Linked DNA regions of Homo sapiens: regions 2 and 3 are each linked to region 1. The links are chromatin contacts, found by Hi-C or POLR2A ChIA-PET in ENCODE. All regions are on one chromosome and are shown on one strand. Each heading gives the region's core, a stretch centred on a gene start or an enhancer-like site at or near the end of the contact. The rest is flanking DNA. Distances are from core to core; before and after follow the strand shown.

Evidence for each region. A loop is a pair of places that touch in the nucleus more often than their neighbours do. ChIA-PET counts read pairs that join two places held with the same protein, here RNA polymerase II (POLR2A). Pooled maps may share reads with other maps.
Region 2: a loop to region 1 is called in a map of IMR-90, with 2.1 times the contacts of the local background. The contact joins the enhancer-like site here to the promoter of LINC02278 in region 1. A Hi-C loop is called at or near these places in 4 of 168 maps with a recorded cell type or tissue (CD14-positive monocyte, IMR-90, cardiac septum and 1 more) and 7 of 50 pooled maps. POLR2A ChIA-PET finds 5 or more read pairs at or near these places in 4 of 52 experiments (CD8-positive, alpha-beta T cell, GM12878, activated CD4-positive, alpha-beta memory T cell and 1 more).
Region 3: a loop to region 1 is called in a map of GM12878, with 2.9 times the contacts of the local background. The contact joins the promoter of LINC01258 here to the promoter of LINC02278 in region 1. A Hi-C loop is called at or near these places in 5 of 168 maps with a recorded cell type or tissue (CD4-positive, alpha-beta T cell, GM12878 and naive thymus-derived CD4-positive, alpha-beta T cell), 15 of 37 single-sample maps with no recorded cell type and 13 of 50 pooled maps. POLR2A ChIA-PET finds 5 or more read pairs at or near these places in 9 of 52 experiments (CD4-positive, alpha-beta T cell, CD8-positive, alpha-beta T cell, HCT116 and 5 more).

The regions. Positions count from the first base shown.
Region 1 is chr4:38,562,582-38,566,541 of GRCh38, forward strand. LINC02278 (long intergenic non-protein coding RNA 2278) reads left to right here and starts at 1,422. Exons shown (of 3, transcript NR_146991.1): 1 at 1,422-1,535.
Region 2 is chr4:38,599,211-38,603,454 of GRCh38, forward strand. It overlaps KLF3-AS1 (KLF3 antisense RNA 1), which reads right to left. Exons shown (of 16, transcript NR_171644.1): 14 at 3,099-3,283; 15 at 2,656-2,839; 16 at 1-2,432. Among named protein-coding and RNA genes, the nearest start is that of LINC02278, 37 kb to the left of the region's middle. Within about 2 kb of position 2,246, at least 4 of the 41 ENCODE cell types and tissues checked have a DNase peak (open chromatin) inside an H3K27ac peak, as active enhancers do; they include CD14-positive monocyte, where a contact is called at or near this core.
Region 3 is chr4:38,521,246-38,525,353 of GRCh38, forward strand. LINC01258 (long intergenic non-protein coding RNA 1258) reads right to left here and starts at 1,935. Exons shown (of 8, transcript NR_110951.1): 1 at 1,858-1,935. RefSeq lists an enhancer at 3,109-3,158.

The DNA.
Region 1 (3,960 bases), core at 172-2,671:
TCTGTGAAGTCTTCTGCTTTTTTGGTTATTTCTCTAACTCATGTTCCTCTAGATTCTTTTGCCCCATTCATTTTTGTTTCAAATACATTTTTGTCTCTTTGTGTCAGAGCCCAACCAGGAAGACAGAAATCATTCCGAATATTTAAAACAGAGGAAAGTTAATGCAATGAGATGAAAGAAACTTAAAAGCCAAACAAGGGATGGTGAGGCAATCCAGAGACCAGCAGCAGCAGGAAGTTGCCGCCACTCCTAGGCTGGAGGGACAAAGGGAGGAGGTGATGCTAGCAGAGCCCAGGGACTGGGATTACCCAGAGGAAGCTGGAACCATGACAGACTTCCTGTGCAAACTGGAGTCGTGGAAGAGAGGGAGCAGCTGCCAGAGATACTACCCCAGGACAGAGGGAGAGGGAAAAATACCCTGACGTCTTCCTTCCTCCTGCTCATCAAACTCCCACCAGAGCCTCCCATTAGCCAAACTCAGCTAGAAGCCAGCTAACACAGGGCCCTGAGAACTGCAGCCGGGAGGGGTCAAGCCCCTCCCACAATACAGAACAGGGGAAGGAAGGGTGAGGATCTCACATCACACAGTCCAGAACCAGCTATATTTGCATGACAAATGTCATACATGTTCACTGTGGAAGTTTCAGAAAATACAGATATGCAAAAATAAAAAGGTAAAAATCATGTTCTATTAGTTCTGAAGAGGTAAGATCCAATCAGCCAGTCCCAGGGTACTGCTGAATGCTACCTGTTTCTCATTAATGATTGAGCAAGCCATGTTCTAGTCTTCTCCCTATCAATAGGCCAAGCACTCTAGCAGTTTGACATTTTGTTATACACACTCTGAGAAATTCAATTTCTCCCTTCTATTAAGTCAAAAGTAAAAAAACCAAAACCAAAAAAAAAAAAACCCCAGATTTTAGAAAGGTTGTTAAGAAAAACTTTATTTCTTCTAGGAACCTGTTTTTGCTTTTTTTCCCAGGTAACATGTGCCATATGATTTATCAGGTTTTCTCTTTTTGCCCAGGCTACTAGGAAACTCAGAGATACATCTCATGCTCCAGACCAGCAACTTTAACCCTTTGGGTAGGCGTGTGCTTCTTCCCTCTTCTGCATGTTCCAAATTGTATTTTATCATATCAACTCTATTATGCATGTGTGTGTGTGTGTGAAGAAGACAGGGATGAATATAGCCACAGAAGGGAGAAGACCTTGAGTTATTGCCCCAGAGAGTTGCTGGGCATCACTTGCCCTGTCCAACTTTGTCCACTCTATGCCAGCTGCCCAGCACTGGGAGAGTCATCTGCCACAGTAGAACAGACTTTTCTGTCACCCTCCTCAACAGCAGATGGCCGCTCTGCACTCATCCGTGTCATACATCATTGCTGAGTGAGACACCACCAACCACTGTGCAAATCACTAAGCGTCTTTGCCTCCAACTCTGTGGTAGGCTGGGAATTATGCCTGCGCACTCAAATCCACTCTATTTCAATAATTTTTCAGCTAAGGGGGCTCAACTGAGCATCGTGACAATGGTAAGGGGTGGAGCTAGGGGCTGTCAGTGGGATTATGGTTAGATTTTTAATTAGATGGGGCATTTTAATTAGGTTGGGCAAAAGCTTTTTCAAGGAGGTGAAAGCATTGTCTCCTCCGGCGAGCACGTCTCTGGCTTATTTAGCTTCCTTGATTCACAAGTTAGTCCCTCTTGAAGTGTTTTTCTTGTACTTTGTTTATTTGAGGCTGATAGTCTGGGCATGGGGCCCAGTTTAATATAATTTTTACTGTTGCTACCACATCCCAAATTCTATTGAGATGGTTGTTATCATTGTTGTTAAGACACCTTACAGTGTCAATTACCAAGGCCAGGTGTACTCCCATACTCCCCCCACCCCAGCGCACCCCTTTTCTTTTCTTTTTTTTTTTTTGAGACGGAGTCTCGCTCTGTTGCCCAGGCTGGAGTGCAGTGGCGCGATCTCAGCTCACTGCAAGCTCCGCCTCCCGGGTTCACGCCATTCTCCTGCCTCAGCCTCCCGAGTAGCTGGGACTACAGGAATCCGCCACCACGCCCGGCTCATTTTTTGTATTTTTAGTAGAGACGGGGTTTCACCATGTTAGCCAGGATGGTCTCGATCTCCTGACTTCGTGATCCTCCCGCCTTGGCCTCCCAAAGTGCTGGGATTACAGACATGAGCCCCTCCGCCCGGCCCCCTTTTCTACTTCACCTATTAGAAATGAAGCTGATGCTTACTCCCGTGCCATTGAGACAATGTGCGTTTGTGACTCTGTAGCATAGCAAAGTAGATATTTGGTAATTATCTGGATAATTTGATTGCGATAGGGAAATAGTTCCAATCACTTAGGTCCTAGAGTTTATCTGTGAGTCTAAAGAACATGAAATCTCCCCCCACATTGCTTATAATTTCCTCTGAGTTCTATAAATACATAGGATGCTTTTACAGCAAATTTCCCTCCCTAATTATGTTTTACATAATCTAATACATTCATATTAGTTTGCCTCCTCTAAGCATATAGCAGCCAAAAGATACCTTGGCTGGAAGGCTAGAGAGGGAAACTGACCACAGTGCATCATCAGTGTAGAGTTAACAGCTGACAATAATAATATAGATTCAGCACTGACAAAAGAAAGGAAATAGTGCAACATTTGGTTTGAAAAGTGTGTGTGTGTGTGCGCGCGCGTGCGTGTGTCTGTGTGTGTTCCAGTGTTCCATTTGGGTCAGACCCTTAGCATGACTTTAGAATGCAGGCGTTTAAGGTGAGGGATTGTAATAATAACCCACTTCAGGAGTGTGGACATTAGCCAATAGACATGCACCTCTGGCTTCCCGCCAAGACCTGAGGTGGAGCCCAGGCCTGGGCTTGTCCACAAGGTTCATGTCTTCAGCAGATACAGTCTTGCTGCAAAGTTGTACTGCACTAACAATGAGACTCACTGGAAAAATAAATAAAATGCTTTAAATGTTTAAATGCATTTCCAAGTATTCATCTTCCAAATATTTAGACCCTGAGCCAATTTGGGCCAAGAGCCCAAGCTTCCTGTACATGCAGGATGGTTCCAGCAATCTCCTGAAGATCAGCAAATATGTAACAACTTAAAATATCATCCTCTCAGAGCCAAAAGAATAATTCCCTAGGTATTGCTCCAGGAAATCAACTTGCTGTCTCTGTCCGAAGTCCTCCTTCATAATGTCTGTAGGAACACATTAGTTTTAGTAACTTTAGTAACTTCTTACAAAGGCCTCCATGAGACCATGGTCTGTGTCCGCTGTGAGACTCCAATATAAACAGGAGTGGGAAAGGAGATTTGAGAGTAGAGACGTGTAGGATGAAAAGGGAAAAGGGAAGAGAGAGAGGTGCAGAAAGAACAAACAGCCTATTGAGGATATTGGTAGCCATAGAAGGTTTTGATGCCTGCACCAAGTCTCGAAGGGTAAGTCTGAGTAAACCAAGGTTGTTTGGTTTTGTTTTGTTTTGTTTGCTTTTTTACCAGAGGGGAGGGGTGTTGGAAAACGACTTCCTTTTGCATTTAAATTTCTCTAAATTCAGTAGTCAGGTAATTTATTCTCCTTTTTCCAGCCATATCCATACTAAAACATTTTATTTTCCTTTTTCTTTCTAAGCCACCACAGCAAAAAGAAAAAAAAATCATAGCACTGCCAAGGAATTTATCTACTTCTAAAGTTCAGCAATCATATCTTTATCTAGGAAGCTCCACAAAATAAAATAAATACTTTCCATGTAGATTTTGATTCTAGGGTACCTGTATTAGTGTTTTGTTCAGTCTTCCTCGTGGACTAAGTAGAACAGTGAAGTTGAATCTTACATGCACTCAACTTTTGTAAGTTCAATTATATACGAGACAGAGAGAGAGAGAGAGAGAATGAATGTTGGTCTTAAAAAGCATGTGCCCCAGAGTGAACATGAGAAATGAATCTATTGTGC
Region 2 (4,244 bases), core at 996-3,495, 37 kb after region 1:
TTCAATCAATGCAAATGAAGGCAAGAAATGAAAAAAATGGAACATAGAACAAGCAGTACAAATTGAAAAGCTGAGCAAAATGGTAGATTTAAACCCCAAAATATCACAAATTACATAACATGTAAATATTTAAATTCAGTGATTAAAAGACAAAGGTTGTTATCTCGAATAACACTGAATTTGATATGCTACTTACAAAACACAAGACTAAAATATCAGAATTCTCAAAGATTTAACAATAATGTCAAACTAGACACTAAGGTTAAAAGCATTCCTAAAGACAAAGAAAGTGACCTCATGATGATGAAAATTAGATTTGTCAAGAACATACAACAATTCTAAATTTACATGTAACTAATAGCATAGATTCAAATTTTATTACTCTCTCTGAGATCTAATAGAATAATAAGACAAAAATCAGTTTACATTTACAGGAGTATACATTTGTAAACTTGACTTAATCGGTCTTCATAGAATACTGCACCCAACATCTGCAGAATACACACTTAGTTCATACACCAAAATTACAAAATGCTGGGCCATTAAGCAAGTCTCAACAAATTTCAAGAACTGAAATCAGAGTATGTTACCTGACCACAGGGGAATTGAGCTAGAAATCAATAACAAAACTATATTCACAAAGTAGCCATATGTTTGGAAGTTTCAAACTAACTTCTAACTTTACTTCTAACTAAACCTATAGATTCAGAGAGGAAATCACAGTGGGAAGTTAGAAAACATTTTGAACAGAATAATCATGAAAATATGACAAATCAAAATTCGTTTGATGTAGCTAAAGCTGTGCTAAAAGAAACTGTATGGCCTTGACCATCTCTAATCTGAGAGACAATGTCTTCAAAAAACCTATGGAAAATATTATACTTATTAAAGTAGTGCTCATTCTCATTAATAATCAGGTAAATGTAATTAATGCCTCAATGATATTTTATTACAAACTCACCAGAATGGCTAAAATTCAAAAGACTGACAATACCAAATGTTGAAGAGGATAATTACTGCCTATGCTGCTGGTGGAAATGTAAACTGGTGCAATCACTTTGGAAAATTGTTTGGTGGTATCTACTAAGCAGAAATATACGTGTGTGTGTATATATATATGTCTGTGTGTGCGCATGCACATACTTTTTCTATCAAAGGTTCTGCCCCTCATGTACCTCTAGGCTCACAAGGCAGAGATGTTAAATGCCTTGTGAGTCTCTAGGTGCACAGGGGGAACAGGACATTTGATAGAAAAAGTGAAGAGATTGTAATACTACAAGGCAGTCTTTGTAGTGCTTTGTCTTTTCTCCCTGGAGACTTTGAATAGAAAAATGTTGTGACTGAGTGTTTTAGAGGTGATTATCTGGGAGCCTTTAAGGTTTTGGTAAATGTCTTAGTCCCTTCAGGTTGCTATTAACAAAATATCTTAGACTCCGTCACTTATAAACAACAGAAATTTATTTATTTCTGACAGTTCTAGAGGCTGAGAAGTCCAAGGTCAAGGTGCCAACAGTGTCTGGTGAGAGCCACTTCCTCATAGACAGGGCTGTCTCACTGTGCCCTCACATGGTGAAAAGGAGCTAGCTAGCTCTCTGCAGTCTCTCCTATTTGACAGGGCACTAATCCCAATCATGCGGGCTGCACACTCATGACCCAGTCGCATCTGAAAAGGTCCCACCTCCTAATAGTATCAACTTGGGGGTTAGGATTTCAACACATGAATCTGGAGGGAACACATTCAGACCATAGCAGTCGGTGCTTTGAATACTGGGTCTAAAATCAGGTACTCTGAATATTGGCTCTACATTCAATGTCCTGCTTTTGTCTTTTCTAGTTGTGTGAATTTGGACAAATTACTTAACTTCCCTGGGGCTCATTTACAAAACGAAACAATGTAAGGCTGAAATTAGACCATCAAGGGGCCTAATTAGTGCATATATTAAGACATTTTCCCCTTCTCTCAAAGCAGGTATAGAGAAAAGGAGGTAGGATTTGCCTAAAAGAGGTTTAGGCAAGAGAGTCTCAAGGGATCTTTGAGGGTGCAAGAGGTATAAAAATAGAAAAGATGTCTAGGGTACAAGAGGAGATGAGTCACAAAAGCGAGTAAGAAACTAGGTATATGTGCTGAGGACAGAAGGGAAGGTTGACTGGGCAGTCCTCAGAGCTGCCAAATGAAGATTCTTTACATTATCCCTGACCAGCTATTACGGTCAAGTGGCTCTAGAAATAAGCAATGGAAATGTGCCAGGACAGGAAACCAGACAAGGCATTGCGTAACTCCTCCTGTGTGTGCACACACACCAGTAAGAGTGGGTTTTTCACTTCATCTGGCCTCCCATGGCATCCCGTATATTCCTCTATTTCAGCACCTGTCAGTGTCAGGCAATCAAGTCAATGGCATTTTGGTCCACCTCCCACTACACTATGAATTTCTGAAAAAAAAGGAAACAGCGTTTTATTCATCTTTGAGCCCTACCACCTAGCACAGTGAGTAGCATAAGAGACTCTCAATAAATGTTGACTTAACAAATAGATGAATAAAAGAATGAATGACATCGTTCTGCTTACAGAAATCAGAGCCCTGGACTGCACAGGCACTATGAAAAACCTGCTAAATGGAGCACCCTGAACCTCCCTCCCACAGTTCTCACCCACCTGACCCATAATGTCTCTTCCATCTGACTTGCTCCCACTTTGCCTCCTCCAAATTTCTTCCCAACCTTGCAGGGAGAAGCCCAGAGCCTGAGGGTACATGCCTTGGCTTCTCTTACTTCATCTAAAATATTCCATCAGTTGACTGATGTTAATTTGAATGTTGCTTCTGTTTTCTTCTTCAGATCTAGGTGAAACAAGATTTTTTTTTTCTCAGACAGGTTCTTGCTGTGTCACTCAGGCTGGAGTGCAGTGGTGTGATCACAGCTCACTGCAGCCTTGACCTCCCAGGCCCAAGCAATCGTCCCATCTCAGCCTCCCGAGTAGCTGAGACCACAGGCATGCACCAACACACTCTGCTAATTTTTGCATTTTTTTGTAGAAATGGGCTTTCACCACGTTGCCCAGGCTGCTCTTGAGCTCCTGGGCTCCAGTGATCCACCCACCTTGGCTCCCAAAGTGCAGGGATTACAGGCGTGAGCCACAGCGCCCAGTCTGCAACTAGATTCTTGATGGCGACTGTGACAAAATGATGTTGCCCTCCTCAAGCTCTGCCCCGGCCTTCATTCGTTGCTTCCAGACCAATAACTGGGGTTAGCTCTCAGGGTAGTCCAGGTAGAGAAATACAGACCTGGATGCAGAAGAAAACACCTTATGTTCAGAAAGAGCTGCAGGGCTTGGCTTGGTATCAGCGTGAACTAGAGGGACACAGTGGGGACTGTTTGGAAGGATGATAAATAGGAGAGGGAGGGAACTACTGACTCAGGAACTGTCTTGGAGGTAGTATCAATTTGTTTCTGAATGGTTCCTTGAGGCTTGGACATGATAATGCCTTACAGTAAGTTACAGGAAGAGGCTGCAGTGCCTTGGCAGAAAATTGAGGAAGGGGTCAGAATGCTCAGGGAGATAGGATTGTTCGAACAAACTTATTATGTGACACCTGGACTTCCTGGGAGGGTTCAGGGACATTGCCTTCAAATATATAAGTGAGGGGCAAGAACATCTATCGGTGTGGGGGTGACAACATCTTTGGGAAGCTTAGCAATGATTGTCCACTGTAGGCCAGCATAAGAATAGGTGATTCTGCCATTTAACTGGGCTCCATTTCAAAATAACAAAGACCAGGTGTCTGCTCTTAACCATCAGAGTCAAGATGAATATAAACCATAACAGCCAGCAAGGCCAGAGTGCTTCAGTCCACGAGTTTTTGGTGATGGCTAATAGAGCATGGTGTTCCTATGAGTGAGATAGACAAGCAGCCAATGAGGGTACTGCATGACTTGTATAACAATTTAAAAAATCAAGAGCTGTCAGGAAGGTTGATGGACCCACAGTTTCCAGATCCGAGCCAGTTCTCAGACCCCACAGGCTGCACCCTCTTGTGAAAGGATCCTGCAATGTCTCCCATACTAGTGAAGTGTTTAGGGGTTCAATGGTCTAAGGCATGTTGGGACATGCCCTGTAAGATAAAGAACAAGTTATTAGCCAGGTGCAGTGGCTCATGCCTGTAATCCCAGCACTTTGGGAGGCCAAGGCAGGTGGATCATGAGGTCAGGAGTTCCAGACCAGCCTGGCCACCATGGTGAAAACCC
Region 3 (4,108 bases), core at 685-3,184, 41 kb before region 1:
GTGACAGAGTGTACTGTACACGGGAACTCTATACTATCTTCTCAATTTTCCTGTGAATCTATCACTGTTCTAAAAAGTAAAGTTTATTAAAAAAAAAAAAAAAAGTTTGAGCTCTCACTTTCCCCTCCCCACATCTTATGTTTAGGGCCTGTTATGGGTTGAATTATTTACCCCCAAAATGCATATGTCCAAGTCCTAACACCTAGGACCTCAGTATGACTTTATTTGGAGGTGAGGTCTTTACAGAGGCAATCAAGTGAAAGTGGGGTCATTAGAGTGAGCCCTAATCCATTATGACTAGTGTCCTTATAAAAAAGAGCTATGCACAGAGGGAAGACACAGAGAGAAGATGGGCATCTACAAGGCCAAAGGGAGAGGCCTAGAACAAATCTTTCCTTCACAACCTGCAGAAGGACTCTGACAACATTTTGATCTGGTCTTCCAGACACCAGAACTGGGAGATGATAAATTTCTGTTGTTTAAGCCACCTGGTTCGTGGCATTTTGTTACGGCAGTCTTTGCACGCTAATAAAGGGGCCAAAGAGGAGGGGTTCAACTCATTTGCACCAGAGCAGAAGGATATAGGAGCTGGTGCTTTGAGTTGGAAGGGGCAAAGACCTAAACCATGTAAGCTGATTTCTCAGTGTTATGAAGCGGGGTGGAGGCTTGGAGTTTCTTTGAAATCCTTGCCCCACTTACACAGGGCTTCCCAGACATTGGGGTGTTATCATGGTTACATTCTGCAAGCTGCAGCCTCAAACCCTGGAAGAATGTCTGTGACAAAGCTTGCAGATAGTAAATCAGGCCACCAGGAAAGGAGATCCCCTGGATTTCGGTGTCCCAAAGGCACCAAGAAGGATAATGACCACAAGTGATGGAGAAGGGGCCAGCCGGACACGGTGGCTCACGCCTGTAATCCCAGCACTTTGGGAGGCTGAGGTGGGCAGATCACGAGGTCAGGAGATTGAGACCATCCTGGCTAACACGGTGAAACCCCATCTCTACTAAAAATACAAAAAATTAGCCAGGAGTGGTGGCAGGAACCTGTAGTACCAGCTACTTGGGAGGCTGAGGCAGGAGAATGGCATGAATCTGGGAGGCGGAGCTTGCAGTGAGCTGATATTGCACCACTGCACTCCAGCCTGGGCGACAGGCGAGATTCTGTCTCAAAAAAAAAAAAAAAAAGGGCCTCCTCTCTCATTTTTTAAGCACCACATAAGTCCCAAGGAGCGTGTTATTATAACCTTATGAAAGAGAATGGTTTCCCTAAAATGTAATTGTGATAAGATTTTTCAACCCTTAAAAGCAAAGGCTCAGACCCACAGTTAATTGAGAAATGTGACTTTTTTTTTTTTTTTATAGAGACGGGGACTTGTTATGTTGCCCAAGCTGGTCTTGAACTCCTGGCCTCTAGCAATCTTCCCACCTTGGCCTTTCAAAATGTTGGGATTATAGGAGTGAGCCAACACATCTGGCCAGAAATGTGACATTTTTGATCCAATGGTTGGGGTTCAAATTCAAGCTTGTTAAACAAATTAAGAAAATCAAAATCACCTATAACACGTCGTCTTATACCCATAACTTTCCAGAACACAGGTTGGCTCCTACAGATAATTTTACAATAGGCAGAATGCTAGCAACATTTTATGAGCTGTGGTATGCTTTCTCTAGGCTGTCTGTGATAGGTTGCCTTCATGGAGAGTCCAAAATCAAGACTGGGACAAGGGGGCTGTTGCTTAAGGCTTGAGCCAGATGTTGGATCTCCCCAGCAAGAGCATAGGTCATTTCTGGGACCTTCCCTTTCATCCTCACCAGAGTTCAACATCCACTCTGACAGGGAAAATGCAGAGGACCTACCATGAGCACATGAAATTCTGAAGCGTAACCCATCAGGCTTCTCCTCAGCCTGGCCCTCAAGACAACTAGGTCATCACTGATTCCAGATTCTCCTTATTCCAGACTCCACCCCCTGCAGTGTTCTACGTCTTCTGAAAGGGCCGGTGCAGGGCGCCCATGACTTGTCATTTTTCCTAGGTCAGCACATCCTTGTTCTCACCACTGGAAGTCAAGGCTGAAAAATCTGATTTGGTTCACCTGGCTTACTGGCACTATTTACTGGTGTGCACAGCAGATTTGATTTATGATAAGTCTGTTGAAAATGTCACTTTGGGGCTTTGAGGTGTGGTGGGGGTCGGGGGTGGATGCTGCATTTTGTTTTGGAAAAGAGGGCAGGACTTTTGCCTATGCTTTTCAAATAGGAGGAAAAATTAAGTTCACGGTTTGATTCCTAAAGAATCAAAAAGTGGAGCTAGATAAAAATCATACCAATAGGCAATTGGGAGATCCCAAGCCTTTTTCTTTTCCAGGAGAAACTTGAGTTTGAGTTTTCAAAATGAACGAAATATTTCCAAGGAAGTAAAAGTGGGCCTCCTTTGCCGGCCATCCCTCTTCCCCCATACCCTCTTCCTCTTTTCTCCTCCCTTCCTTCCCCTTTTCTTTTTTCATCTGCCCTTCAGTCACCATCTGTACTACTGTAGGAAATGGGAAAAAGACCTACGCTAAATCAGCATCCTACTCTACCTCTTACAAAGTCAGGAAAATATCTTTTTAAAAAAATGTTTGAAATTAATGCGCACCTATCCAGATCTCTGTTTGAACAAGGGCTGTCATTTCTGATAAAGGCACGGTTTTCCGAGATCGTGGAGAGCCCAAGTGTGGAGCTTTAAGAACCCTGACAACCACCAGTCTTGTTTCGGGTCATGAGTGCACCATTGGTTACCCTGATGTTGAGTCAGCATTCTCCAGACCACATAAAGGTCAGGTCTATCTTCACAAAGTGAAAGTGCTGAATTATATCGAAACCATAGAAAAAAAAATAAGCCAACCCTGCCTCGAGTCTCTAAGTCTCTGCTCCGACAGTTTTGTTTTTATCTGGAATTACAGTAAACTCATTTCGGCATGGTTGCGGCATGTGGTATTCTGAGTAACTGACTCTTCTACCTAATTGCAAGTTGCCACATACTCTCTACAGCCCTTCTTCCTTTCCCTGCGCCAGCTCCTCTGTCAGTTTCACCCGCTTGGCTGGGTCCAGACTTGTCTCCTTTTCTAGGTGGGGCAATAGATCAGTGGCCTGGGATACACCATGGTAGGTGGGACTTCAGAATTCAGGCACAGGCCAGGCGCACTGGCTTACACTTATAATTCCAGCACTTTGGGAGGCCAAGGCTGGCAGATCACTTGAGGTCAGGAGTTCAAGACCAGCCTGGCCAACATGGTGATACCTCACCTTACTAAAAATTCAAAAATTAGCTGGGCGTGGTGGCGGGTGCCTGTAATCCCAGCTACTCAAAAGGCTGAGGCAGGAGAATCGCTTGACTCCAGGAGGCGGTGGTTGCAGTAAGCCAAGATCGTGCCACTGCACTCCAGCCTGGGTGACAGGTCAACTCTGTCTCAAAAAAAAAAAAGAAGAGTTTAGGCACAAAGTCAACCAGAGTTGGACTGTGTGCATCCTGGGAGTCCTGGAGCCCCTTGGGGAACTCCTGCCCACCCTGTGTTGGGGGCAAAGAGTCAGGAAGGTTTGTGCTCAGATTCTGCCTCTGCTATGGCCTCTGATTACTCTGTGACCGCTGGCAAATTGTGACCTTACCTGTAAAGTGGGGACACTAATACCCCCTCACAGGACTGTTGAAAGAACTGGAGATGATGCATGTAAAATCATTTGGCACAGAGTAGGTGATCAGTGAATGTTGGTTCTTTTCTTGTGTCCTCATCCCCCACATCACAGCCTGCTCAATAATCCGGAGCCATGTCCCAATCTCTCTTCCTCCTTCTAGGATGGTCTCTCCCCGCCTTGGTGCCTATCTCCTCTGAAGGAGGGTGAGCTTCTCCTCCCACTGGGCTGTACAGCTCACCTGGCTGCACTGGCTGCTGAGCTTGGGGCCACAGATTAGTATCCTGGCTGGTTCCCAATGGCTGAATTACACTCACTAATGCCAATTGGTGCCGATGCTGGTCTTAACTTTGCCTGAGTATGCACTGTCCTTTGACCACTATGCCTCAGGCCACCGGGCCTCCTTCCCCAGCCTGGCCTCTGCAGCCCGAGCAGAGC